Linked DNA regions of Homo sapiens: region 2 is linked to region 1. Evidence: chromatin loops called from intact Hi-C (ENCODE). Cell type or tissue: heart left ventricle. All regions are shown on one strand. Links, peaks and the distances in the headings refer to the core of each region. The heading gives the core; the rest is flanking DNA.

Region 1 (12,818 bases), core at 1-5,000:
ACCTGAGCCTCCCAAGTAGCTGGGACTACAGGCACGCGCCAACATGCACAGCTAATTTTTGTATTTTTTAGTAGAGACAGGATTTCACCATGTTGGCCAGGCTGGTCTCGAACTCCTGACCTCGGGTGATCTGCCCATTTCGGCCTCCCAAAGTGCTGGGATTACAGGTGTGAGACACCATGCCCAGCCTGTTTCCTGATTGTCTCCAAGAGAGTAGAAGTCTCAAACTGGTGGCCCCCCCAGAGCTGAATGTGGCCCTTGGATCTATTTTCTTTGGCCTGTTGTTTGGAAAACAAAAAAAAAGTTTGACCAACTAGTAGAAATTTTAAACCCAGGAAGTTTTTACACAAATATCCTAGATTCCCTAGAAAAATAAATTATCTAGAAAATGTAACAGCATGGCCTACAGCCCCCACCAGCAGTGGTCTCCCCTTCTCAGGACCCTCACTCTCCATTTGCCCATCCCCATCTGGTCTGTTTTGGCCACTCAGACTCCCTCCTAAGAGGGGGCCAGTGAGTTTGAGACCCCTGCTTCTAAGGCCAATGGGCTGCCAACTCCCACTTTGATGGGCCTCAATTTCTCCTTCTGATCAAGGCAGGGGGATGGGAATGATTAGGTGCCTAGGTCTGCTTCCTCTTGCTGTCTGGGATTTCTCCGGGTCCACAGGCCTCTAGTCTCTCTTTTGTGAAATGAAACGAAAGCTGTTACTTGGAATGTCTGGCCTCCGTTTCCCCATCTGGAAGGTGGGGTCGAGAATCCCACTTGCCTTGGGCTGTTATGAGGGTTGGATGACATAATTTGTGGCAAGTGCCCACATGGTGGGTGCCACCTAAGTGTTTGCAGGCAGTTGGCATGGAGGTACTTATTGTCCCATCCCCCCAGGGTTTCACTGCAAGGGAGGCCGCTTTTTCTCAGGTGAGGACACTGAGGCTCTAGGAGGTCACACAGGTCTAAACTTAGTTCACCGGGAAGACCAAGCTCACTCTGGCTCGTGAGATGATAGGGAAACTGAGGCCCAGAGAGGGTCCCAGAGCTAGGGAGGGGTAGAGTCAGGCTCCAGCCAGCTCCCCAGCCCCTATCCTGGGCCCCTCCAGGTTCAGGGGTGGGCGGGAGCAAGCGCAGCCGGGAGGGGCCTGAGCCTTGGCCCCTGCTCGTGCCCGGCACCTGCGATTCTTGCACAGGAGCCAGCAGGCCGCTGCGTCCGCAGGGGAGGCTGGGGAGGCCGGGGAAGGCCAGCAGGGGCGGCGGGGGCCGGGGCCGTGCCAGGGCCTGTCAGCGGGTCCCCGGCTTTATTTATGACGTGAGGCCGATGTCCTTATCCGCCGGCCTGCTGGGGGCTGGCTGCAGCCGGCAGCTGGACCGACAGGCAGGCCTCCCACCTGGCCCTCCTGGCCCACTCCCTGTCCCATGGGCCCATGCTGGGGACAGTCCCATGGGGTCATCTTGCACTCGGTCTCCCTTCATCTGTCACTCTTCCTCTGTGTCTCTGTCTCGATCTCTTTGTCCCTATGTCCCCAGGGTTTCTGTCCTACCCTGATCAGGCCCTTTCCTCCTGGGCTGACACCCTTGGCTTTCACCCACCCTGCGTCTCCATCTCTCCATCCCTGGCCCCGGCTCTCTCATCCGTGCGTCTTTCTCCCTTTCTCTTTTTCGGCCCCCTGCTCTGTCTGTCTATCTCTATGTCTCATCCCCCCGGCTCTGGCCTCTCTCATTCTCCCCTCCCCCCACTCCACTCGCACCTGGCTCAGGCCACAGGAATCGGGTTCCTGGAGGAGATGTGGAGGAGGAGCCCCTTCCTTCCCCCTCCCCCCCACCTCCCCAGGGGCGCAGCCGGGCCAGGGGCGCAGCTGGGCTGCTGTGCAGGGCCGCGGGGAGGACTCGGTCCTTGAGAAACGGGGAGGGAGGTTCCCCGAGGGGAGCATGGTCCCGCCGCGCCGGGGTCTCCCCTCTCCTGCCCGCGCGCACCCCCTGCCGGGCGCGCTCTGACACTGCCGCTCCGCCCACCACCAGAGCGCCCGGGCCCGGGCGGCGGGGCGTGCGAACCGCGGGGCGGAGAGCCGAGCTCGGGGCCGGTGCGGCGCGAGCTCAAGCAGTTCCTGGGCTGGCTCAAGAAGCACGCGTACTGCTCCAACCTCAGCTTCCGCCTCTACGACCAGTGGCGAGCCTGGATGCAGAAGTCGCACAAGACCCGCAACCAGGTAGGAAGGAGGGACCCTCGGGCGTGGGGGTGGGGACAGGGAGCTGGGGGGGCCCAGAAAACAGGGGAGGGGGAAGACAGCAGGCTGTGGACGCAGGTCTGCAGCCCCCACGACACCTCTGCCTTCCTTCCAAGCACAGGACGAGGGGATCCTGCCCTCGGGCAGACGGGGCACGGCGAGAGGTAAGGTGGGCCTGAATGGGTGGGCGGGAGGGAGCAAGGGGAGGGCCCCTTCCGGTGGCTGCAGGTCTTGTTCACACCCCCACGCCTCCCAACCCCAGCCTTAGAGTCGCTGAGATGGAATCCGTCCTCTTCCTTTGTTATTCATCAGCATTTACTTAGCACTTACTGTATAACTGGCATTGTCTCCTTTAGCCTAAGAACATTCAATGCCCTGAAAATGTCCGAAGTGGAATCTCCTCCGAAATGAATGAACATACTCACCCTAGTTAGCACGCATGGGCGCCTACTGCATACTGGCTCCGCGCCAAGTGCTTTACCTGCAGCTCAGATAGCCTCGCCAAGGCCCGGAGAGGGGCAGGACCCTGCCCAAAGTCACACAGCCAGAAGCGGTGGGGACAGGACACGAATGAAGCCTCCTTCAGTGGCTCTGTGGTGCGGCCCTCTCCTGGACTCCCTGCTTAGCTTGGCTTCCCCTCTGCCTGCAGGTCCTGCCAGATAAGCTGTAGGGGCTCAGGCCACCCTCCCTGCCACGTGGAGACGCAGAGGCCGAACCCAAACTGGGGCCACCTCTGTACCCTCACTTCAGGGCACCTGAGCCACCCTCAGCAGGAGCTGGGGTGGCCCCTGAGCTCCAACGGCCATAACAGCTCTGACTCCCACGTGAGGCCACCTTTGGGTGCACCCCAGTGGGTGTGTGTGTGTGTGTGAGGGTTGGTTGAGTTGCCTAGAACCCCTGCCAGGGCTGGGGGTGAGAAGGGGAGTCATTACTCCCCATTACCTAGGGCCCCTCCAAAAGAGTCCTTTTAAATAAATGAGCTATTTAGGTGCTGTGATTGTGAAGGTGAGTTTGGGGCCTGCCTGGCCTGGGGTGGGGGCTGTGAGATTTGAGGGGAATGTGAGGCGTCTTAATGACCCTTTGAGATTAGAATTTTCACCTCCCAGGACTTCAGACTGTCTATCCAGTATTTGCAAGGTCTGATTCTGAACTCCTTGGAGAATGTGATTCAAAATACCTGAGCTGGCTGGCTGCAAAGGCTCATGCCTGTAATCCCAGAACTTTAGGAGGCCAAGCTGGGAGCACTGCTCAAGGCCAGGAGTTGGGGACCAGCCTGGGCAACAAAGGGAGACCTCATCTCTACTAAAAGCAAAAAATTGGCCAGGCGCCATGGCTCACGCCTGTAATCCCGCCACTTTGGGAGGTTGACATGGGTGGACCACATGAGGTCAGGAGTTCAAGACCAGCCTGACCAACATGGAGAAACCCCGTCTCTACTAAAAATACAAAATTAGCTGGGCGTGGTGGTGCATGCCTGTGATCCCAACTACTCAGGAGGCTGAGGCAGGCGAATCACTTGAACCCAGGAGGTGCAGATTGCAGTGAGCCGAGATCGTACCATTGTACTCCAGCCTGGGCAAAAAGAGCAAAACTCTATCTCAAAAAAAAAAAAAATTAACTGGGCTTGTGGTGGCATGTGCCTGTAGTCCCAGCTACTTGGGAGGCTGAGGCAGGAGGACTGCTTGAGCCTGGGGAAGTCAAGGCTGCAGTGAGCCACGATCTCGCCACTGCACTCCAGTCTGGGTGACACAGCAAGACCCTGTCTCAAGCAAAAAAACCTCAGTTTCTAGGGAGGGTGGGAGTCTTCTACCCACAATCCCTGGCCCTGTGGGGGCCCCCTCCCTAGGCACACTGGCTGCAGCACCCTTGTACACAGAGATGGCAGAGCGGCTACAGAGGAGGAGCTCTTTATTGTGGGAGGTGTCTGGAACTGCAGGAAGGTCAGCAGCGCAGTGGGGCGCAACCCCAGCCAGCTGGCAGTTAGGGCTGGGCTGGGCGCCATCCGCCCCGTTTCCCATCTCCCTCGGCGCATCCCTGGGGAGCCGCCATCACTCGGCAGATTCCGCATCAAACCTAAGGTCCTGGAGAACCTCGCTGATCGCCTCCATGGTTTTAATTACCCTACAAGAGCGGATGGGAACTATAAATAAAACCCAGATGGGGTGAATTAGCTGCTGCCGCGAAGCTGCAAGAGGGCTGTGGCTGTGGTGAGCCCCAGGCCCTCCTGCCCGCCGCCAAACCTCCAGGCAGCACTAGCAGCAAGAGGGAACACTTAGGTGCTAGGGAGAAGGGGTGGCCCCATAGGTCACAGTGGGCTGAGAGAAAAGGCCATCTGGGCTGGGCATGGTGGCTCACGCCTGTAATCCAGCACTTTGGGAAGCTGAGGCAGGCAGATCACCTGAGGTCAGGAGTTCAAAACAAGCCTGGCCAACATGGCGAATCCCCGTCTCTACTAAAAATACAAGAATTAGCCAGGCATGGTGGCGGGCATCTGTAATCCAAGCTACTTAGGAGGCAGAGGTTACGGTAAGCCAAGACCGCACCACTGCACTCCAGCCTGGGTGACAGAGCAAGACTCTATCTCAAAAAAAAGAAAGAAAAAAGAAAAGAAAATAAAGGACCAGGCGTGCTGGCTTACGCCTGTAATCCCAGCACTTTGGGAGGCTGAGGTGGGCAGATCACGAGGTCAGGAGATCGAGACCATCCTGGCCAACATGGTGAAACCCATCTCTACTAAAATACAAAAAATTAGCTGGGCGTGGTGGCACGCGCCTGTAGTCCCAGCTACTCAGGAGGCTGAGGCAGGGGAATCACTTGAACCCGGGAGGCGGAGGTTGCAGTGAGCTGAGATCGCGCCACTGCACTCCAGCCTGGTGACAGAGTGAGACTGCATCTCAGAAAAAAAAGAAAAGAAAAGGCCATCTTGGTGGGGTGTGTACCATTAGGAGGTTATGAAGTGTGACTTTGTCAAATGTGTGTGTACATGAGTGTGTGTGCTTGGGGGCTGAGGACAGGCATCTGAAGGTCTGTGCTCAGTGGGGCATGTCCAAGCTCCACGGACAGCCACGTGTGCAGGATTGGCATGTGTCGAGGTATACAGCAGTGTCCCAGCAATGCACAGCGAAACTGATGTGAAGTTTCACGGCTGTGCCCTCTGGGGAAGTGTACATCTGAGGGCCACCAGGTGAGAACACCATTGTGCACTGGCAGAGGGTTCCTCTGCTGGCAGCGTCCTGACCGTGCCAACCCTGGTGCAAATCGAGCATAGCCAGGCGGCTTGGGCAGCAGCGCTCACTTCATTTTCAGCTGCTGCATCCGTACAGCGTCCTCCTGCCCCGCCAGCTCTGGCGTCTCCATCAACTGCAGCAGGGCCACCTGGTGGGGGAATGAGCAACACGAAGGATGTCTCCACGAGCAGAACCCACCCCCTGCCCTCCAAGGATGTTCAGGAAAAAACAGAGGCACCCAGAAAGGCAGTGCCCGGGTAGAACCACGAGGGGCAGTGCTTTGTGTAGGAAGAGTCCGAAATTCAGTTTAGAGGCTCTCTCAGAAAGGAGACAGCAGGCAGGCCAGAGGCAGTGCTGAGCGCGATGTGGGCGTGGCCTGGGAACAACAGTGACGTCTTAGCCAGGCATTGGCCGTAGGGGTGGGTTAGGTTGCGCCTCATGGTCCCAGGGACGGGGACCCAGGATAAAAGTAGGCCAAAAAGCCTGGACGCGGTGGCTCACGCCTGAAATCCCAGCACTTCGGGAAGCAGAAGAGGGCGGATCGCTTGAGACCAGGAGTTCGAGACCAGCCTTGCCCATATGGCACAACCCCGTCTCTACTAAAAAAAATACAAAATACAAAAATTATGCCTGTAATCCCAGCTACTCAGGAGGCTGAGGCAGGAGAATCGCTTGAATCTGGGAGGCGGAGGTTGCCGTTAGCCGAGATCGCGCCATTGCACTCTAGCCTGGGTGAGAGAGCAAGAGAGCAAGAGCCTGTCTTAAAAAAAAAAAAAAAAAAAAAAAACACCAGAAAGAAAAAGGCCAAAGAGACGCTGAGACGGGTCGCTCATGGGGGGCGTGGCCTAGGAATTCCAGTCACACACGGTTGCAGGGCCGAGCAGGCGGATCGCAAGAGAGAAATAGGCAAAGAACTAAAGCTGTGATGGAGGAATAATACGGAGGAGGCGTGGCCTGGGACCCCCCTCGCCTGTATCTACGGGAGGTTGAGGGTGGGACCCTAGACGCGGAACAACCAGAGTGGGTGGAGCATTGTTGGGGCGGGATCTGGGCATCTTGGAATAGCATTTAGGCGGAGCTGGGAGAAAGCGGGAGTGCTCTGGGAATAAGGACAAAACTTGGGAAAAAAATTGGGGATGAACAGCAGAGGGCAAGGTCCGAGAATCCCCAAGTGAAGCCTTAATAGAGGATTGGGGTGGGACAGGAAGGGGTGAGGTCTGTGTATGGGATACTGGGACCACCCCCCAACCAGGGGTGCGTCATGAGAGGAGCCGGCCAGGGTCCTAGAGACACGGCGGGGAAGGGGTGGTGGCCTCACCGTGCCCAGCCGCGTCTGCTCCAGCTCCTGCAGGCTGCGCACGTGGCCGGCGAGCAGCGGCTGCCTGCGAGGCCCGCCCAGCTCTGCTTCCACCGCCAGCACCTCCCGCGAGGCGGCGGCGAAGGCCTGGGTCACCCCGTGCACTGTGCTCCGGTAGCGCGCGAAGTCGTAGTCAGGGCCGCTGCGCAGGTACTGGCGGTGGCCTCTGCGGCATGTGGGGACCCTGAGGCCGCGCCCCCAGGCTCTCAGGCCCTGCACCGGCGCCAACCACCTGAAAGGCCCCCAGGAAGTGTCCCCAGACACCAGAGGGGAGGACTGGTAGGTAGGAAGGACGCTTCCTGACTCCCGCAGGGGAACGCGAGACAGGCCCACCCCTGCTCTTGGGGAGGAGAGAGAAGCCACGAAGAGTGAGTCGTCGGGTAGTGGGGACGTGCTGTGGGGCCTTTTTCGTGAAGGTGAGGACCCGGTGCCCCGAAATCCCCGCCCCATCTGACTCTGCAGCCACACAAGGACCCAGCTCCTCCTCCAGGCACGCCCGCCGAGAACACGCCCACGCCCGGAGCGGGCGGGGGACCGAACCCTGAGCCCCTCCGCGCCCCCACTCACTCCTCCAGTCGGCGGAAGCCCTGCGCGCGCTCAGCCTGCAGCTGGTGGATGCGCTGCACCAGCGTCCGGATCGGGGCGTCTTTCTGCGGGACAGGGGGCACGGCTGGGGCATGAAGCCCGCGCCCCTGGGTCTGCGCCGCCCGCCCCGCGCCCGTTCCCGCTTGGGCCTGGGCTCACCCAGGGCCACGCCGGCTCCTCGCGTCCCCGAGCTTCGGTGGCCTCCTCAGCAGCAGGCACTGCAGGGACCGTAGGCTCCGCCGCGGTCTCGGTGATCATGACTGCGCAGCCCTGGCCAGGCTCCGGAGCAGGCCCTTCCGCTGCGCCCGACGCCCCCTACAGGCCGGGAGGTCCACGGACCCCCTACCCTGCGGCCGGCCAGCCAGAAGGAAGAAAGGGGAACCAAGACCGCGGGCCGCCCAGTCAAGCCCACCCTTCTTGTTCCCGTCCAGGGCCCGCCTCCGATCGTGTTTTTCCTTGATTGTGCGGCTCTGAATACAGAACAGCTGTTAGCCTTGAGTTCGTTCCTATGCTTGTATCTCAACACCGACTTCCACTTGAAGCGGGTACTGAGCGTGGGTTTTGACGTTCAAGAGTGTTAAGTAAGCCTGGGCAACCTAGGGAGGCCCGATCTCTACAGAAAAACCAATTAGCCCGACATGGTGGCTCCCGCCTCCAGTCCCAGCTACTCGGGAGGCTGAGGTGGGAGGATTACATGAGCCCGGGAGTTGGGGGCTGCCATGAGCTATGACCATGCCACTGCACTCCAGCCGGAGCCACAGTGAGTCTGCCTCAAAAAAAGTGCAGTGGCTGGAACTCCACCAACATTAACAGAGATTCACTGGCTCTTCAGAGAATCACAGGGGTGAAGACAAGATTCAGTGACAGGGACGGTGTCAACAGCCCACCGAGTTGAATTGGGTGTCTTGTGTAATAGCCCTGAGCCTGGAGCATAGCAGGGGCCAGAACGACCTCAAAGTACAGAGGAGGCCTTGGAGCTTCCTGCTGGAGGGATACATGGGCTAGACAGAGCTTTGGAAAGCTTCCTCCTCCAGGGGCCCAGCCGGAGGAGCAGGAAGATGCTGGTAGCCTGACTTAGTGAAGAGGGACCAGCTCAGGTATGGGGTGACAGACACCAGCCTTTAAGGGGGAAGGGACTAGGCTGTTAGTGAGTTGGGAGTTTTTCTTGCCGATGGGTTCGTGGTCTCGCTAACTTTGAAGAATGAAGCTGTGGACCTTCGCGGTGTGTGTTACAGATCAAAAAGAGTCCACGGACCAGGAGAGTGAGCAGCAGGGCAGTTTATTGAACAAAGCGAAAGGAAAGCTTCCACATGCTGGAAGGGGACCCGGAAGGGTTGCCGTTGCTGGCTCCGGTGGCTAGGGCTCATATCCCTATGTTACCCCTCCCCTTTCTTTTTGTCCATTGAGAGTGGTTCTTTTTTCAATCCTCCTCTGGAGTGTTTTTTTTTTTTGTTTTTTTTTTTTTTTTTTTTTAGTGAGACAGAGTCTCGCTCTGTCGCCCAGGCTGCAGTGCAATGGCACGATCTCGGCTCACTTCAAGCTCTGCCTCCCGGGTTCACGCCATTCTCCTGCCTCAGCCTCCCCAGTAGCTGGGACCACAGGCGCCCGCCACCACACCCGGCCAATTTTTTGTATTTTTAGTAGAGGCAGGGTTTCACCGGGTTAGCCAGGATGGTCTCAATCTCCTGACCTCGTGATCCGCCCGCCTCGGCCTCCCAAAGTGCTGGGATTACAGGCGTGAGCCACCGCGCCCGGCCTGGAGTGGTTAATTCTGAATCCTTCACTCGATTGGTTAAGAACTCAAAACACTGAGTCACAGGGGTCTTCTGTGAAAGTCCCCAAACCTGCCCAGTAAATCCTGCCAACTCCACCCCTCAGTCCCCTCTCTCAACAGGAGAGCCCAACTGCTGTTGGGGTGTGGGAGGATGACCACTCTAATTGCTTCCTGCTGAATAGGGGCATAGAAGGGGTTCTGTAGCTGAGGTTTCCTCGTGAGAGGTGGTTTGGGTGTCAACGTCCGGGTATGGGCCGGCAGGCTGGTTTAGGGGTCCTTGATAATAGGTGCTGGTTGAAGTCATCTGAGGTTCCATCTGCAGTAACATTTCTAGTTTCATTGATTCTATTCAGGAAGAAACGAAAGGATGAAGGAACTGAAAAGACATGGGCCAAAGGTTACTCCTAGAATAATCATAAGGAAGGGACCTAAAAATGGAAGAAGCCAGTGGAGAACAGGCTGTGAGAACCCTGAGGTAGTTTCGGTTGTCCCACCATGTAGTCTGCTAGCTCTATCCTGAAGTCATTTAATTCCATCTCTCACTATGCCTGATTTATTGACATAAAAACAACATTCCTTGTTCAGAAAAAGGCATGTTCCTCCCCTTTCGGCAGTGAGGAGATTGGAGATCTAGTGCTCACTGGTTCTGGAGAACCACAGCTGCTAATGAGTCTATTTGGTCCTGGATTTGAGTAAGTTGGAGAGAGATTTCATCTAGGCTGTGAGTCCACTTCCTAGGTGGTAGTAAATCCTAAACCAGCCAATAGAGGAAGTAGTGAGATTGCTCTCGGCTGAAGCTTAGCATGAATGGGCACAGCTACTGCCTCTTCTGAAAAGGAATAAGTCACAGGAGGTACTATGTAGGCTAAAGTACAAGTTCCTGTCCAGTTGGTGGGGAGGCAAATATAGAAGGATCTTCCACACACAAAGAAAACTCCTTATCAGGGTTCTATACACCCCTGTAGCTGAAAACTCATAAGGGCTGTGGTCAGTCTAAATTCATTTCTCATTCCCATGATTTGAGGGTTCAGGACAAATGGGCCACTCCTAGCAGTTGGAGCTGAATAGAATTTGCCAAGGACGTATTATGGGGTTCCTGTAAGGCAAACCGGTGGCTAGCTGCATTAAGAAAAACTCTCGGCTGGGTGCAGTGGCTCACGCCTGTAATCCCAGCACTTTCGGAGGCCAAGGCTGGTGGATCACGAGGTCAGGAGATCAAGACCATCCTGGCTAACATGGTGAAACTCCATCTCTACTAAAAATACAAAAAATTAGCTGGGTGTGGTGGTGGGCGCCTGTAGTCCCAGCTACTCGGGAGGCTGAGGCAGGAGAATGGTGCAAACCTGGGAGGCGGAGCTTGCAGTGAGGGAGATCGCGCCACTGCACTCCAGCCTGGGCGACAGAGCGAGACTCCATCTCAAAAACAAAACAAAACAACAACAACAAAAAGAAAAACTCGCGCACCCCAGACAGGAAGCAGGAAGCAATGGGGTTTTTTTAACCCTTTGCCTGTGAGAGAGGAACCAAGTCCCAGGAGGGGGATATCCTGGGCAAAAGGAAGTCTGCCCCAGCAGTAATTGCTTGTTGTTTTGGCCTCTGGTGGGGGAATTATTTGGCTTGGGGTGGTAAATCTTAAGGGATAGGTGACTGAAATAGGGTTTCCAAGGAACTCATGTTTATTTCCACAAAACATTGGGGTGCCAGTAGTCGTACTGTAAGAATTAGAATATTTGAACTCTATATCCAAGGCAAGCTATAGTTGCAGCCAGCCACGTGTCCCACACCTTGTGATCATGGGAACACTTGATGGGAGATACAAAGGAGTGGAGGCGAAGAGAAGGAGGTTATTGTGCCCACAGAACCTATGATTGGGATAGCTGATAGAGCGAATTGTCGGAGAATGGCGGCGGCTGCTTTTAAGGCTGCTTGAGCCCTGTCAGGGAAATTGGACCTATCACTAGGATGAAAAAATCCTGGACCCTTAGAAGTGTTAGCTATGTATGAGGCCTCAGAGCTTTCCACCCATATGTTGAGGGGGGCCGGAACTGCTGTATATAAGGGGGAAATTAGGGTTCATGCAAACCCAACAGGATGAGTTACTCTGATTGGGAAGTGCTTCAAATAAAAACCTGGAGGACATGTTTATAATTCCCTCAAGGTAGGCCGGGCACGGTGGCTCACGCCTGTAATCCCAGCACTTTGGGAGGCTGAGGAGGGCAGATCACGAGGTCAGCAGATCGAGACCACGGTGAAACCCCGTCTCTACTAAAAATACAAAAAATTAGCCAGGTGTGGTGGTGGGCGCCTGTAGTCCCAGCTACTTGGGAGGCTGAGGGAGGAGAATGGTGTGAACCCGGAAGGCAGAGCTTGCAGTGAGCCGAGATCACGTCACTGCACTCCAGCCTGGGCGACAGAGCGAGACTCTGTCTCAAAAAAAAAAAAAAAAAATAATAATAATAATAATAATTCCCTCAAGATTAGGGGAAGACATTGAGCGGGGAAAGGTTAAGACTTGGGCAAAGGCAAGGAATGTTAGGATGTTAGAGTACATTCTGTTTTTAAAACAAGAACTGAGGTAGAACTTATGAGCACTGATTAATTTTCCTTCTGAAAGAGGATACATAAGTCTTCCAATGGCTCGTGGGTGTAAGAAGGTTTGTCTGGCTGACTCTTAGATTCCCAAGCTAATGATTCTGCGGGTTTTTCAGGCTGTATCCAAGGTTTGATTCAGGTGTGATGGATCCAAGACTCCACTCCAATCACCTTGACTGCAGTTGGAGTGGAGAGGATAACCAAATATGGTCCTTCCCACGATGGATCTAGGGATGGGGAGGTAGAGGGGAGGGACTTGACTAATACTAGATCCCTGGGATGGAACGATGCTTTTCCCTTTTCTCGGTGGCATCCCTCGGGTAATGTCTTTAGGATTTGCTGGTACCTAGCCAAAGAAGTTATGTCCTTGACCAAGTTGGCAGTTTCTCAATCAAGTAAGAGGTTGTTTGTGAGAAAAGGCTGTCCATATAGCATTTCATAAGGACTGAGTCCTATCTTGTGGGGAGAATTTAGGATCCTTAATAATGCTATGGGCAAGAGGGTGAGTTTCCATGGGAGGTGAGTTTCTTGTGTTAATTTCCTTGAGTGCCTTTTGAGTGTTTCATTAATCTTCTCGACTTTCCCTGAGGATTGTGGTCCCTGGGCGCAATGAAGGTGATTTTTTTTTTTTTTTTTTGAGGGAGTCTCGCTCTGTCGCACAGGCTGGAGTGCAGTGGTGCAATCTCGGCTCACTGCATGCTCCATCTCCCGGGTTCACGCCATTCTCCTGCCTCAGCCTCTCGAGTAGCTGGGACTACAGGCGCCCACCACTACGCCCGGCTAAATTTTTTGTATTTTTAGTAGAGACGGGGTTTCACTGTGTTAGCCAGGATGGTCTCGATCTCCTGACCTCGTGATCCACCTGCCTCGGCCTCCCAAAGTGCTGGGATTACAGACGTGAGCCACCGCGCCCGGCCAATGAAGGTGATATTGTATCCCTAGCGCCTTGGAAATTCCCTGAGTCACTGTGGCTCTGAAAGCCGGGCCATTATCACTTTGTAAACTACAGGGAAGTCCAAACCTAGGAATTATTTCATGGACCAGGGCTTTGATTACCTCCTGGGCC
Region 2 (14,403 bases), core at 4,701-9,700, 67 kb before region 1:
CGTCCTGGCTTGCCTCCCGCATGCCGCCGGTGAACATGGCCCTGAAGGGCAGAAACACAACGTGTGGCTGGCAGTGGCTGAGGGGTGTTTTGGCCAGCCAGGAATGATCTGGCCTGGGGAACAGTAGCCTGGGGACACAGAACACAGGGCACAGCCAGCAAGAGGAAAGTAGGCGGAATGCTCATTAAAAACATGCAAAGGGGCCGGGCGCGGTGGCTCATGCCTGTAATCCCAGCACTTTGGGAAGCCCAGGCGGGTGGATCATGAGATCAGGAGATCGAGACCACTGGCACTGCACTCCAGCCTGGGTGACAGAGTGAGACTCAGTCACAAAAACAAACAAACAAACAAACAAACAAAAACATGCAAAGGCCAGGCACAGTGGCTCACGCCTGTAATCCTAGCACTTTGGGAGGCCGAGGTGGGTGGATCACCTGATGTCAGGAGTTCAAGACCAACCTGGAGGTTGCAGTGAGCCGAGATCATGCTGCACTGCAGCCTGGACAATAAGAGTGAGACTCTGTCTCAAACAAACAAAAAAAACATGCAAAAAAAAAAAAAGATTTTGAATCCACCCAAGCCATGCATCTTCCTATAAATAGCAACTCCCTGCTTGGCCCCTCTGCAGAGGACCCTGCCCCTGCCCCTTCATGACTAGATCGTGTTGGAGCTGCAGGAGCGGTGGCCCGGGTCAGCCTCACCCACAATGTGCCTGTCGGGGGTGCGGTTAGAGGGGCCAGGTATGGCAGTGCAGGATGAGAACACACCCTGTGGCTCTGGGGACAGATCTGCAGCCCCACTTGACACCTGAGCTCAGGAACTGCAAGGCCAGTGCTCTGGAGGTGCCATGCACCACAGTTCAACCCTCACCTTGTTCACTGACCTAAGCAGGCAGCTCTGATATGCCCAGCCTGAGTCTCAACAACCATCATGTGAAGAGGGGAAGGTAATGAGGGTCCCCAGGAATGGAGCCCCCACCAGGAGGCTGTGCTGGGGTGACTGCTGTCTCCAGAGACAGGCTCAGGTGGTCGGGGAAGCACCTCCCACCCAACAGCTACGTCCCCAGCCTCCATTGAGACCCCAGCTCCGCCCTTGTACTGCTGTGCTCTGCGAGGCAGAACATGAGAGTGGGAGGGGACACAGGCCCCCGTGAGGGAGGGCAGCGGGGAGGCACACGGTTCTAGGTCACAGTTCCCCTACAGCGTTTAGGGTGTTCCCCAGCAGAAGAGGGGAGAGCACCCCAGCTCCAGGGGAATGGGCGGTTCCTTCCAGGAGGCGCAATGGCATGGCATAGTAACTCTCACTCCTGCCAGTGCACCTCCCCTGATGGCCGTCCGAGGAGGAGGGAACATCCCTTGTGCATTTGACCCACAGAGGCCTGTCCCCTAGTCTTGCACCTCCTGTGAGCCAGGCTCAGGGCTACAGGGGCAAGGACAGCTGCCAGGGCACTATCTCGGGGCCGCCCACTGACATCTGCCCAACAAGCAGCTCTTCAGCATCTCTGAGCGGTCCAGGAGCAGTAAGTACGCTGCCAGCTCCCCAGACCCTGCCCCGCTTGTCCCCACGGGTCCACGCTGGCCCTCGGGCATGATGCGATGAAGGCAGAGGCGGTCGCAGGCGACAGGAGGGAGCTTTGCCTTTTAAGGTCTCGCTGGCTGCAGTGCCAGCACAGGGGAGCCTTTAAAGGGCATTGCTGGCTGGGCTGGCCCACCCGTCCCCAAATCCAGAATAAAAATAGAAGCGGCGCCCCAGTTGGCTCGGCTGCTGCGGCCCCCACAACAGCCTCATTGAGCCCATGGGGCAGGCGGCCCGGGCCTCGGGGAATGTGTGGCTGAGCGGCACACCTGGGCTGGGGCCTGGGAGCCTCCCCAGGGCGGCCCAGCTCTCTCTGGCGGGGTCACCACCTGGCAGGAAGGAGGCTCACCTGCTGGTCACCCAGGGAGGGAGACCACTCAGCCCTGCAACAGCCCCCAGCTGGCGAGGAGAAAGCACCCCCCACCCCACAGCCCTGCTCTGTGGTGCTCTCACTTCCGGCCCGGCCACGGCACAGGGACAGACAGACAGTGCCCGCCATGGCCTCTTCTGTCACGTTGGGGAAGTGCCCACAGCTCAGGGAGACAGGGAGGAGAACTCATCTGGGCCTCAGACAGAGCCCAGGACATGGTGTTGGCAGACACAGGGTCTCTGCGGCCCTCGATGCCCCTCCAGTCCCCCAGCTGTCCTGCTCCAGGTGTCCTGAGGGGATGCCCTGAGGGCAGGGGCTTGTGCCCATTTCACTGTCATCCCTGCTGCATCCCAAGGACTAGAATAGTGCCTGGCATACAGCAGGCGTCAAGTAAAGACAGATTGGGCTGGGCGCAGTGGCTCACGCCTGTAATCCCAGCACTTTGGGAGGCTGAGGCAGGTGGCTCATGAGGTCAGGAAATCAAGACCATCCTGGCTAACATGGTGAAACCCCGTCTCTACTAAAAATACAAAAAATTAGCCAGGTGTGGTGGCATGCGCCTGTAGTCCCAGCTACTCGGGAGGCTGAGGCAGGAGAATCGCTTGAACCCGGGAGGCGGAGGTTGCAATGAGCCAAGATTGTGCTACTGCACTCCAGCCTGGGCGACACAGCGAGACTTTGTCTCAAAAAAAAAAAAAACAAAACAGATCAAAAACCTGGCCAAGCCCTGCCACCCTGCATGCAGGGTAGAAGTGAGTGGGTGCCCACAGGCCATCTCTGTCCCTCCAGGCATGTTCTGCCCAAAGAGAGTAAGATGCAAACTCCGGGAAACCTGCAGGTTTACTGGACATTAAACCTCTCTCTAAAATCAGAAGGGGCCCGGAGCGGTGGCTCACGCCTATAATCTCAGCACTTTGGGAGGCCAAGGCAGGCAGATCACGAAGTCAGGAGTTCAATACCAGCCTGGCCAACATGGTGAAACCCCGTCTCTACTAAAAAATACAAAAAAAATTAGCTGGGCATGGTGGCGGGTGCCTGTACTCCCAGCTACTCGGGAGGCTGAGGCAGGAGAACTGCTTGAACCCAGGAGGCGGAGGTTGCAGTGAGCCGAGATTGTGCCACTGCACTCCAGCCTGGGCAACAGCGCGAGACTCCATCTCAAAAAAAAAAAAAGAGCAGCCGGTACCAGCCGTTCTCCCTCGAAGCTGTCCCTGGGTAGCGCTGAGACAGGCCCCCTTTAGAAAGTGGGTGCCATCTGCCCTGTCCCTGTCCCAACAGGCAGCCGCCCCTTCCAGCTGCCTGGGGCCAGCACTTACCTGAAGTAGTCGCTGCAGGCAGCCAGGACGACCTTGTGTGCAGGAAAGGCCTCTCTGTTAATAGTCAGCACAACATCGAGGAGCTGGCCCTGAGCGCGGAGGGTGGCCAGGCCCTGCAGGAGGCTGGTGCTGTGGCTGGGTGCCGAGAAGGTGCACTTGAGGGCCCCGTTCTTGTCGGCCGTGCTGCGGGGAAAGCAGAGGTGGGGACATGGCCCAGAGGTTCACACACACACTATTACCTTGAACACAACACTCAGTGCAAGAAGCCAGACACAAAAGGCCGCACTGTGTATGACTCCACTGACGTGAAATGCCCAGAACAGGCAAATCCGCAGAGACAGGAAGCAGATGGGTGCCACCAAGGGCTGGGGGAGGGGAGGGGGGAGTGACTGCTGATGGGGTGGGGTCTCCTTTTGGAGGGATGAGAATGTTCTGGAACTAGACAGAGGTGGTGTTTGCATACCACTGTGAATCTACTAAATGCCACTGAATTGTCCACTTTCAGACAGTTTTATGTCACGTGAATTTCACTTCAATAAAAAAACCAAAGGACACACGGGAGCCTTCTCAAGTCCCCTGCAAGCCCCGCCACAGCCCCCTGCACCCCAGAGTATACGAGCCCTCTGTGGTCCAGCCCCCACTGCCCCTACTGCCCCCTCATCCCCTCTTCTCCAGCCCCACCACCCCTTTGCTATTTCATTTGGGGAAACTGTTGAACGGATCAATGAATTAATAGCTTAGGAGCCGTTAACACACCACTTCTTCCTCAGAACACAACAGGGGGTGGACCCTGGTGCCACCTCCAGGATCAGTCCCCTCTAAGACCCCCACCCCCACCGGGCTGAGGCACCCTGCTCTGTCCTGGTGGCCTCTGCCCTCTGGAATTTGCTCTCCCATTCCTGGGACCCACGCCTGCCTGTAAGCAAAGGCCAGGAATGCGGGCACTGATCTTTCCAAGAAAGCGGGAGGAGACGGAAGGCTCCTTGGCCCCACTGCCAGCCAGCCCCAAAACCACAGTGGGCATTAAAGAGCCAACGTCAAACACAGGGCACACAGTGGGCACTCAGTCAACATAGCAGCTGCCACCGGAGGTCCCTGACCTCCCCTTCAGACCACCCTTCCAGAGACCCTTGGGAAAGGGTGAGTGATCAAGACAAACTGCCGGGGAGAGGGGCTTCAGGGCCAGGCGCTGACCACAGCCCTGCAAGGCACCACAGGCAGAGAAGTTGCCCAAGCCCCAGCCCTGCCTGCGAGGCACTGCATGTCCTAGAGGGTGGGGACATAGCACGAAGGACCCAGTGTGGGGCCTGTGCTCAGTGGAAAGCCTTTGAGTCCCTGGGGAAGCAGGACATATGCTACTCAGAGCCCAATGCCACGGTCATCTGGGCTGGCCAGCAATGCTGCGGTGCTGGGGGTGCTGGAGCCCAGACCTGGTGTTTGCCTGGGAGGGTGGGGGTGCAGCCTTTTGAAAGCTGAGGAGGGCAGGGAAGGAAAGGGGTCCAGGTGCACCCTGAGACTCTGGCTTGTCCCCGTGGCCTTTCCCCTGCCAAGTGGAAGGGACGCTTACCTCCCCTCCTCCCTTCCTCCCCTCCCCACACATCGGCCCCGATCCCACTTGACCAGGCTGCTGCCCTGAGCCAAGCCTTGGCTCTTTTTTCCCTAGACCCATGACAGATCCAGATCCGAGGCTTGTGAGGAGCATGTCGCAGGCTCATGGGCCGCTCTCCCCTATCCAGCCCCCCACAGGGGTCCAGCACCTGCCTGGACATCTCCAGGGCAGGGTCTCATTGCTTCCCACGAATGGCATGCCCTCTCACCGACACCCTGCGACGGGTGTCCAGGCTGCCTGGGGCCAAAGCCGCATCCTGCATGTGCCTCTGAGGACCCTCAAGGTCTCTCCTTGTCCCCAGTTTGCCTCACTGGCTTTGCAAACTCCTCTTCCCTGCCCGTGCATGCAGGGATGCTGCGTAAATGAGACGAAGTAGGCCCCGTCCTCATGGGCACGCGGTCCAGGCAATGGGGACCAAAAGGGGTCAGATCACCCAGAATCAGCTTTGTGTTGCAGCTGTGGCAAGGGTTGTGCATTCGGGCTCTGGGTGACCCCTGCCGGCCTTTCTGTGGACACTTTGTCTCCCAGAAGTATGCATGGGCCTTGCCAGCCTTTGCCATTTTGATTTTGGTCTGGTTTTTCCTTAGAAGTTCAAGGAGATTTGCGGGGAGGGATGGGAGGACTTCTCGTGCCTCCTGTAAAGCCCTTGGAGGCAGGTGTGCATGTGTACATTTTCATCAGAAGAAACACGTTGCACTGGGACAAGTTCACCACGGGGCCACTCAGTCCTTAGGAGCATATTTACCATGCTCTTCCATATATAAAGAGCATCAAGAAATCAATACAAATTAGCCAGGCATGCTGGCATGAGCCTGTGTTCCCAGCTACTTGGGAGGCTGAGGTGAGAGGATCACTTGAGTTCGGGAGGTGGAGGCTGCAGTGAGCCATATTTGTGCCACTGCACTCCAGCCTGGGTGACAGAGTGAGATCGAAAGATGCACAAAGAATGTGGGCTAATGGTTCCCAGGAAAGCAAGCAGAGCTGGCTAGAAGGACGTAAGAGTCAGCCTCGCTTGCAGTCAGGGAAGCACACTCTCGGGGGGCTTATGAAGCAAGGTGACCCCCAGGAAGGCAGCTGCGTAGACTCAGCAACACTCTAAAGGCTCATGTCCTTTACCCAAGAACTCTATTTCTGAAACTTACCCAAATACAATCTCTAGGGGCCACAGACGAGAAATAAGCTAACCACCCTTAAAGGAGATTCGTGGAATCACAGCACCTTCTGAGTGAGGGCTGCCCTATAGATGGGTGAGGAGGCTGACGCATCCTGGGGAAGATGTTGCATGCAGGGGATGACGTCAAGGCTGCAGGAGGAAGGAAGAGGCAGAGTGCACACAGTGGGATGCTATTTGGGCTCAAAGTGCCACACATATGCATCTGCCCATGAGTGCACAGAACATATCTGGAGAACTGAGAAGTTGGACAGAGAGGACCTCCCTCTGGGGAGGAGAGGAGCTACTGCCCTGCACCCTGCTACTCTGATGACTGAGGAACAGGAAACCAGGGAGGTGGGCCAGTGTTCCAAACATGGGATCTGTGGGTTCCCCAGCAAGCAGAGAGGGTGCCCGGAACCCAGAAGGCAGGATCAGTTCAGCTGACTGGCAGGGCATCTCAGAGGAGACATCAGGGGCCAGCAGCCTGGGCCAAGCCAGCTCTGGTTAGCTGGGAACTCAGCAGTCACTCAACCACCCAGGCCTCAGCTACAAAGCAGGGGCAAATGACCATCCAGCTCCCCAGCCCCAGGGCCGCTGGAGGATGAGATGAGCAAACGCAGAGCCCTGGGACCCAGGCTGCCACTAGCACGTGACGACTACACACTCGGAGAATCTGGATGCTCCCATCTGGAATTTAGGACACCCCAGGCCCAGAAAGCAGGGTGAGGCCCATCCACTGCTGGTTACAGGGCACAGGGCCCACGCTGGACCAAAGAGGGGAGGAAGCAGCTTGTCCTCCCCAGGCCTCCTCCTCATGCCCTGGTGATGCCTGACGCGTTCCACATGGCTGTTTCCTTCCTCTCATCTTAGGGATGGGACAACTGTCCCTGAGGCCCCTGACGTCACCCTCACTGCCGCCCCTGTGAAGCCAAACCCACCCCACTGCAGCCCCTCCTGGGGAACTCAAGGAGGGAGGAGGCCAGGAGGGGCAGGAGTCCCCCAGCCTGGACGGAGAAGCGAGACGCAGCCTGGGCGGAGGTGGGCAGGCGGAGGAGGGAGGGCCGGGGCCAGGGCTGATGACTAAGGTCCTCTCCAGCCGGCCACTGGGAGGAGGGGAAGGACCCATTACTCAGGCTGGTCCAGACAGGGGGCGGCCGGCACGGCGGGGCCACAGGCCCCCAGGAAGGCGGTGGCCCTGAGCCGGTCCGAGTCTCCAGACGGCCACTCGAGTGACGGTCACCCGCACGTGAGTCATCGGAGCCAATGCGTCAGCAGCCCCGGCCAGGGCCGTCTCAAGAGGCCATTGCTGCCCGCCCTGGCTGCACCCTCTGCCCGAATCTGGCCTCTGAGTGGCCACACGCCCCCGCTACAGGCCTGGCCCGGGCTAGGGGCCATTCTGACACCCGCTTGCCGCTGTATCCCCCCAGCAATGTCATCGGGCACCCTAGCCAGGCCCAGGCCTGTGCTGGACCCAAGGACACGCCCAGGTCTGCCCTGGCAACACCACCCCTGCTCCTCTCAGATGTCCCAGTGCAGGGATGTGCTAGGGCTAACATCCAGGGAGCCTGGGTGGGGTAAACTCCCCCAGGTGGACCACCTGTTATGGGATTCCCGAGATCTCCAAGGGTTGCCCTGGGACCACCTGCTCACTACTGACACACCCTGTGGAGGCTCCTTCCCTCCCCACGCTGTTCTTTCGTGGGGCCCTCGAACCCCCGCCTGAGAGTCTGCTCTGGGGGAACCCAGCCCAAGGCACGATGGCCTCGTGGGGGAGGTCACAAGAAGCTCAGAGTTGCAGAGGTTGCGGCCAGGCACCCTAGGGATGAAGCCTCGTGGGAGGATCAGGAGCAGAGGGAGGTGGGGGCTGCCTAGGGGGACAAGAGTGAGGGGCACGCACCTGTCAGGGCAGGCGCCCCTCCTCCGGCCCCGGGCTGGCCTCATCTCCATGGTCGGCTTCCCAACCCATGAGAAGCGATCCAAAGCCCCAGAACGGTTCTTTTCATTGGAATGTCCAAAAAAGAAAAAAAAAAGGCAAGAACAAGAAAGAATTTCATGGAAACATTTCTTTGGGGTTTTGTAAAATCCTTTCCCACCCCCACGCGGAGCCCAGCGCTCGGGCCAGAACGGAGCCTGCCGGCATTGCCCCTCATAGGCGGTTCTGACGCGCGCAGTCCCTCACTTCCCCTCAAAGAGGAGAGCACTTCCACTTTCAAAGCCAATTTTGGTTTTATTGTCCATGTGGCTCGAAGGAGCACAGCAGCACAGCACAGCTGGTTGGCTCCCACCCCGGCTGATGCGATGCCGCCCCAGGGTCTCAGTGCATGGGTGGGGAAGAGGCTGTACTTCAGGGGACAGCAGGGGATGTCAGGGCCGGCTGAGAAGCCACTGCCCAATCCCTAGCCTCTCTCCCAGCCAGTCCCAGGCTGGCAACTGGACCAAGACCATCCTGAGAGCCTTGTCTGAGATCCAGCAAGAGAGGGAAACAGAGACTCGGAGAGGGAGTGACAGAGACTTGGAGGGGACAGAGACCCAGAGAAGAACCGGGACCCACAGAAAGAAAAACAGGACCCAGAGAGAAGTGGACAGATACCCAGAGAGAGAAAAACAGATTCAGAGATAAAGGGACAGAGACTTAGAGGGTACAGAGACCCAGAGGGGAACAGGGACGCAGAGAAAGGTAGACAGAGACCCAGAGAGAAGGAGACAGAGACCCAGAGAGAAGGAGACAGGCACCCAGAGAGAGGGGGACAGGGGGACAGACAGAGACCCAGAGAGAGGGGACAGAGACCCAGAGAGAGGGAGACAGAGACCCAGGGAGAGAGGGAGACAGAGACCCAGAGAAAGGGAGAGGGAGAGACGGAGGCCCAGCAAGAGGAGAAAAAAACCCAGAGAGAGAGGAAGACAGATACCTAGAGACAGGGAGACAGGGAGACAGAGACCCAGAGAGAGGGAGATGGAGAGAAAGATCCAGAGGGAGAGGGAAAGAGAGACCCAGCAAGAGGGAGAGAAAGAGACACCCAGGGAGAGAGGAAGACAGAGACCTAGAGACAGGGAGACGGAGACCCAGGGAGAGAGGGAGACAGAGACCTAGAGAGACGGAGAGGGAGACAGAGACCCAGGGAGAGAGGGAGACAGAGACCCAGGGAGAGAGGGAGAGGGAGAGACAGAGACCCAGAGACAGGGAGACAGAGACCCAGAGAGACAAGGAGAGAAATACAGGGAGAGAGGAACAGAGAGCCAGTGAAAGGAAGGGAAGCAGAAATGGTGGCAGGGGTGGGGGTGACAGCGACCAGGCAGTGTGGGAGGTGGTGTGGGGCTCGAGTGCCAGAGCTGTGGGGGGCCTGGAATCCCACCACCAACCTCTCAGCCTCACAGCCACCACCCTACTCTCCAACCACACTGACACCTTCTCTCATGACCCTTCCCACCCACTCTGACCTTGCCAAGCAGGCACAGGTCTTCACATGCAGCCTCACAAATCCCCAGCAGCCGGGGAGATCACAGGCTCAGTATCCCTCTCCAAGATGGGAACACCGCGGCCCAGCGTGCCCCTGCTCCCCCGCCACCCCCACCCCTGGCCACCAGCAGCTGCAGTCCTCACTGGCTCTTGGGCACGTGCCTCGAGGGTAAAAGGTGCAAAGAGGCAGGGTCCCACCCATTCCACAAAGGCAGCTCCCCCAGTACTGTTGCCATGGTGACCACAATGTTTCACAGCACTGGGAACTGCTCCCAGCCCACAGGATGGAGTTGCTGGGTTCCGGCACCTCATGCTGGCCCTCAAACGCTCCGGCCCCCACGCTCACGTCAGCAAGCTTTCCCGTGGGACAGCTCAGAGGCCCCTGAGGCCCGGCCGCCCTGCTTCTCCCCCAGACTGCCCAAGGCTACTTCCTGGGGTTATCCCTCCTGATAAGGGGCCGCCCCTTCCAAGGCACCTGCTGTTCTCTGCCTCCCTTGGCTCCCGTGGGAGTGGAGGAAAGATAATGGCTTCTGGATGGACAAGTGGGAGAGCCAGGAGCGGGTGCAGGGCCCCACCGCAGTGTCCCAGCAGGCCAGGACACTCAGCCACTGACAGACCCAGAGACTGGGACAGAGGGACAGAGATGGGGAGACAGAGACCCAGAAACAGAGGGACAGAGACACAGAGATGGCAACAGAGACAAAGAGACAGAGACCCAGAGACAGAGACACAGAGACAGGGAGACAGAGACCCAGATATGGAGGCACAGAGACTCAGAGACCCAGAGACTCAGAGACAGGGAGACACAGACCCAGGGAGAGGGAGACAGAGACCCAGAGACGGAGACAGAGACCCAGAGATGAAGACACAGAGACTCAGAGATAGGGAGACACAGACCCAGAGACAGGGAGACAGAGACTCCAACCACACTGATACCTTCTCTCATGACCCTGTCTCATGACAGAGACAGGGAGACACAGACCCAGAGACAGGGAGACAGAGACCCAGGGACAGGGAGACAGAGATCCAGGGACAGGGAGACAGAGATCCAGAGACAGAGGGACAGAGACCCAGAGACAAGGAGACAGAGACCCAGAGACAAAGGGACAGAGACTCAGAGATAGGGAGACAGAGATCCAGAGACAGAGGGACAGAGACCCAGAGACAGAGGGACAGAGATGCAGAAACAGAGGGACAGAGACTCAGAGACAGAGATGCAAAGACAGAAGGACAGAGACCCAGAGACAGGGAGACAGAGACCCAGGGAGAGAGGGACAGAGACTCAGAGACAGGGAGACAGAGACTGCAGCTCAGGGGCCGCCAGGGTGCAGCTGTCTGTGTCTCCCTCCTGCTTGACATGCTGATTTTCTCCAACATCTTCACGAATCATTTCAAACAGGAACCCGCCACTCCCGCCCTGTGCTGGGAGGGCAGGCGTGCTGGGCAGGCCAGGCAGGGTCAGAGCCACCCTAACCTCGCGGCCTCCCCACCCACCCACCCTCAAGCCTCCTCCAAGAGCCCCGCGCTACTGAGGCAGACAGGGCTCGCCGTGAGTTGCGCCTGTTGGCCCAACTCACACAGCGTCCTGCATGGATGCCCTCTGACCCCTGCGAAGGAGGCCCTGGCCTTCCCCTTCCTCCCAGCCTCCTGATCTGGAGCCATTCCCTGCCTGTCTGTCCTTGGCTTCAGCCTGTCTGTGCCTGCTGGGTGGGGACAGAATGACAGGAGACAGAGCATCTGGGAGTGCCTAGCAGGAGGCCACTGTACCCAGGGCTGGCACCCCCAGACAGCCAAGTGACGGCCAGGGACGCCAAGGCTCAGAGAGGGTGGCGGGCTGCCCAAGTCACACCGGGAGTTCAGGGAGGGCAGGCAGGCAGGTTTCGGAATCGAGGATCAATTGGAAAGGACCACGACCAATGACCCCAAGGACCCAGTGAGGTGGCAGGAGACACTCCCTGCTCTCAGGCTCAGCAGGTTGAGAGGTGAAGCCCACAGAGCTGGGAGCAGAAAGCTGAGGCCCGTCCACCCCCATCCTGCAGGTCCCCCACCAACCCCACCATGAAGCCAGGGCAAGCTGCGTGGCCTCCCCTTTCCTGAGCCTTGCTCAAACCTTCCAGAAAACAGGGGGTTAGAGGTGCAGTGGTTTGCAAGCTGTCATCTCAGGAGCATGGGGGTGTTCTAGATGAGGAAGGAGGCTGGAGGCATGGGTGGGTGGATGATGGATACGTGTGGCCACCCCTCACCTGCTCCTCAGGGGTCACCATAAGCCCAGTGCCCTCAAGGCCGGGCTGTGATGTCCTGCCCTAATCCCAGCCTCTGACCAATGCCACCAGGAGTCCAGGATGTGTGGGGCTCTGACTGCGGCCAATGGACAGGAAGACATTATGCACAGCGCCCCCATCCCGGACTTGCCAAACTCCAGCCACTTCTCAAGGCCAACAAGAGGAAGCCCCACCATCCAAACAAAGGCCCAGAAGACAAGGGGGTGTTCAGACCCCACCTCCCTGACCAGCAGCAAGCTCTCTGCCTCCACAGCACCCCTCCCATCCTGGCTCTCCATGTCCAGATGACAATGCTGGGGCGTCTCCATCAGAACAGTCTTCACGGACCGAGGGAGCACCCAGTCTGTGCAGTCTTGGCTCCTGGCCCACCTTGTGGCAGGCAGTCTCTGATGGGGCACTGCTACCATCCCATCTTACAGATGGGGAAATGAAGGCACAGAGAAGTTCGGCCACTGGCCCAAAGTTATACAGTAAACAGAGGCAGGGGGACACCAGGCTTGGCCAAAGGAGGCCTTCCTCAGCCAACACACGGGTGCTGGTCGACCTCTCCCCGGTCCCAGGTGGGTGGGCCTCTGATCGTGACCATCACACAGATGGGGAGACTGAGGCTCAGAGGGCTGAGACAGCTCGCCAAGGCTCTGCCTGAGCTGGGAGGATGGACATGGAGCTGAACAGCAGGAAGAGCAAGACAGGGGCTTTTCAAGGCCGGCCCCAGGCAAGAATGTGGATTTACCCCACTAGTCCTCCAGCCGCCCTGCAAGAGAGGGAACCCCACTCTACAGATGAAGGGGCGGTGCCTGCCAGGTCCCGCTGGGAGAGCCTCGGTCTACGGCTCATCAGCCACCCCACCTCCCTGATCCCCACCTGGGCCATTTTTGTCTTCCCTGCTCCTCACTCCATCTGCCACATCATCTGTTTCCAGCCTGTCTCCCCATGGCTGAAAGGGGAACCCCATGGAAGCCGAGCAGGCAAGGTTCTGTCTCCTGTAATGTTCTGGTGCTCACCGCCATGCCTAACATATGGTTGGAGCTCAGTCATGCTTGTCAACTGGATGGGTGGATGAGCAGTCAAATGAATGGACAGGTAGATGGATGGGTAAATGAGTGGGTGGATGGGCAAACGGTAGATAGACAGATGAATGGGTGGGTAGATGGGTGAATCGGTGAGTGGATGGGTAAATGGGCGGGTGAATGGATGGGTAAGTGGGTGGAGGGAGGGGTGAATGGATGAGTGGATGGATGGGTGGATAGATGGGTGGGTAGATGGATAGGTGGATGGGTGGATGAAAGGGTGCGTGGATGTATAGGTGAGTTAATGGATGGGTGGATGAACGGATGGACGGATGAATGGATGGGTGGATAGCTGGGTGGGTAGATGGATGGATGGGTGAATAAATGGATGAAAGGGTGGGTGGATGGGTGGACAGACAGGTGTGTAGGTTGGTGGATGGGTGGATGGATGGGTGGGCGGATGGTAGATGAGAGGATTGGTGGATGGTGGGTTGGTGGATGGATAGTGATAGGTGAGTAGATGGAAGGGTGGCTGGACGGGCAGGTGGATGGGTGGGCAGATGGTGGATGAGTGGGCAGATGGTGGATGAGTGGATTGGTGGATGGGTGGGTGGGTTGGTAGATGGATAGTGGTAGGCAGGTGGATGGGTAGATGGAAGGGTGCCTGGATGGGCAGTAGATGAGTTAATGGATGAGTGGATGGAAGGGCAGATGGATGGGTGACAGACAGAAGGGCAGATGGATGGGTGGGTGGGTAGGTGGGTGGGTGGGTGGATGAATGGGTGGGTGGATAGATGGAAGAGTGGGCAGGTGGATGGGTGGGTGGATGGAAGGGTGGCCTGATGAAAGGGTGGGTGGATGGCTGGATGGGTGGATGGATGGGTAGGTGGGTAGGTGGGTGGATGGATGGATGGAAGGGTGGGTGGATGGAAGAGTGGACTGATGGAAGCGTGGGTGGATGGGTGGATGGATGGGTGGGTGGGTGGACAGGTGGGTGGATGGAAGGGCAGGTGGATGGTGAGTGGATGGAAGGGTGGACTGATGGAAGGGTGGGTGGATGGGTGCATGGATAGGTGGGTGGGTAGATGAAAGGGTGGGTGTGTGGGTGGGTGGGTAGGTGGGTAGATGGAAGGGTGGGTGGGTGGATGGAAGGGTGGACTGATGGAAGGGCGGATGGATGGGTGGGTGGGTGGGTAGATGGAAGGGTGGGTGGGTGGGTGGGCAGGTGGGTAGATGGAAGGGTGGGTGGGTGGGTGGATGGAAGTGTGGACTGATGGAAGGGTGGGTGGACGGGTGGATGGATGGGTGGGTGGGTGAAGGGTGGGTGGGTGCCTAGGTGGGTAGATGGTAGGGTGGATGGGTGGGTGCATGGAAGGGTAGACTGATGGAAGGGTGGGTGGATGGGTGGATGGATGGGTGGGTGGGTAGATGGAAGGGTGGGTGGCATGGGTAGGTGGGTGGATGGAAGGGCAGGTGGATGGGTGGGTGGATGGAAGGGTGGACTGATGAAAAGATGGGTGGATAGGGGCAGGTGGGTGGGTGGGCGGATGGGTGGGTGGGTGGTGGGGTGGATGGACAGGTGGAGGTATGGATGGTCAGGTGGGTGGGTGAACTGGTGGACATAGGTGTGA

Evidence for each region. A loop is a pair of places that touch in the nucleus more often than their neighbours do. Peaks named below come from ENCODE experiments on the same cell type or tissue, not always from the same donor. Only the 100,000 strongest peaks of a DNase experiment are listed, where the experiment ranks them.
Region 2: it touches region 1 in a loop (2.0-fold over the local background); 5 of 110 quality-filtered maps call a loop at or near these places.

Annotation. Positions count from the first base shown.
Region 1 is chr19:18,583,628-18,596,445 of GRCh38, reverse strand. REX1BD (required for excision 1-B domain containing) reads right to left here and starts at 7,648. Exons shown (of 5, transcript NM_001100418.2): 1 at 7,546-7,648; 2 at 7,369-7,451; 3 at 6,763-7,033; 4 at 5,513-5,592; 5 at 4,109-4,338. The coding sequence starts at 7,644. The coding sequence ends at 4,266. CRLF1 (cytokine receptor like factor 1) reads left to right here. Exons shown (of 9, transcript NM_004750.5): 7 at 2,012-2,199; 8 at 2,339-2,381; 9 at 2,867-3,209. The coding sequence ends at 2,880. RefSeq lists silencers at 1,756-2,145, 2,166-2,255, 7,301-7,820 and enhancers at 2,889-3,390, 4,274-4,797. In heart left ventricle, for the core only: a CTCF peak has its summit at 1,972 (motif pointing left); DNase peaks (open chromatin) are centred at 1,284 and 2,015; H3K4me3 peaks cover 1,082 bases; H3K27me3 peaks cover 500 bases.
Region 2 is chr19:18,653,302-18,667,704 of GRCh38, reverse strand. KLHL26 (kelch like family member 26) reads right to left here. Exons shown (of 3, transcript NM_018316.3): 2 at 3,262-3,444; 3 at 1-41. Among named protein-coding and RNA genes, the nearest start is that of CRTC1, 23 kb to the left of the region's middle. RefSeq lists enhancers at 6,300-6,836, 9,343-9,873, 9,874-10,405. In heart left ventricle, for the core only: no CTCF peak of the experiment used is centred there; DNase peaks (open chromatin) are centred at 7,194, 7,834 and 8,274; H3K4me3 peaks cover 1,212 bases; H3K27ac peaks cover 3,731 bases.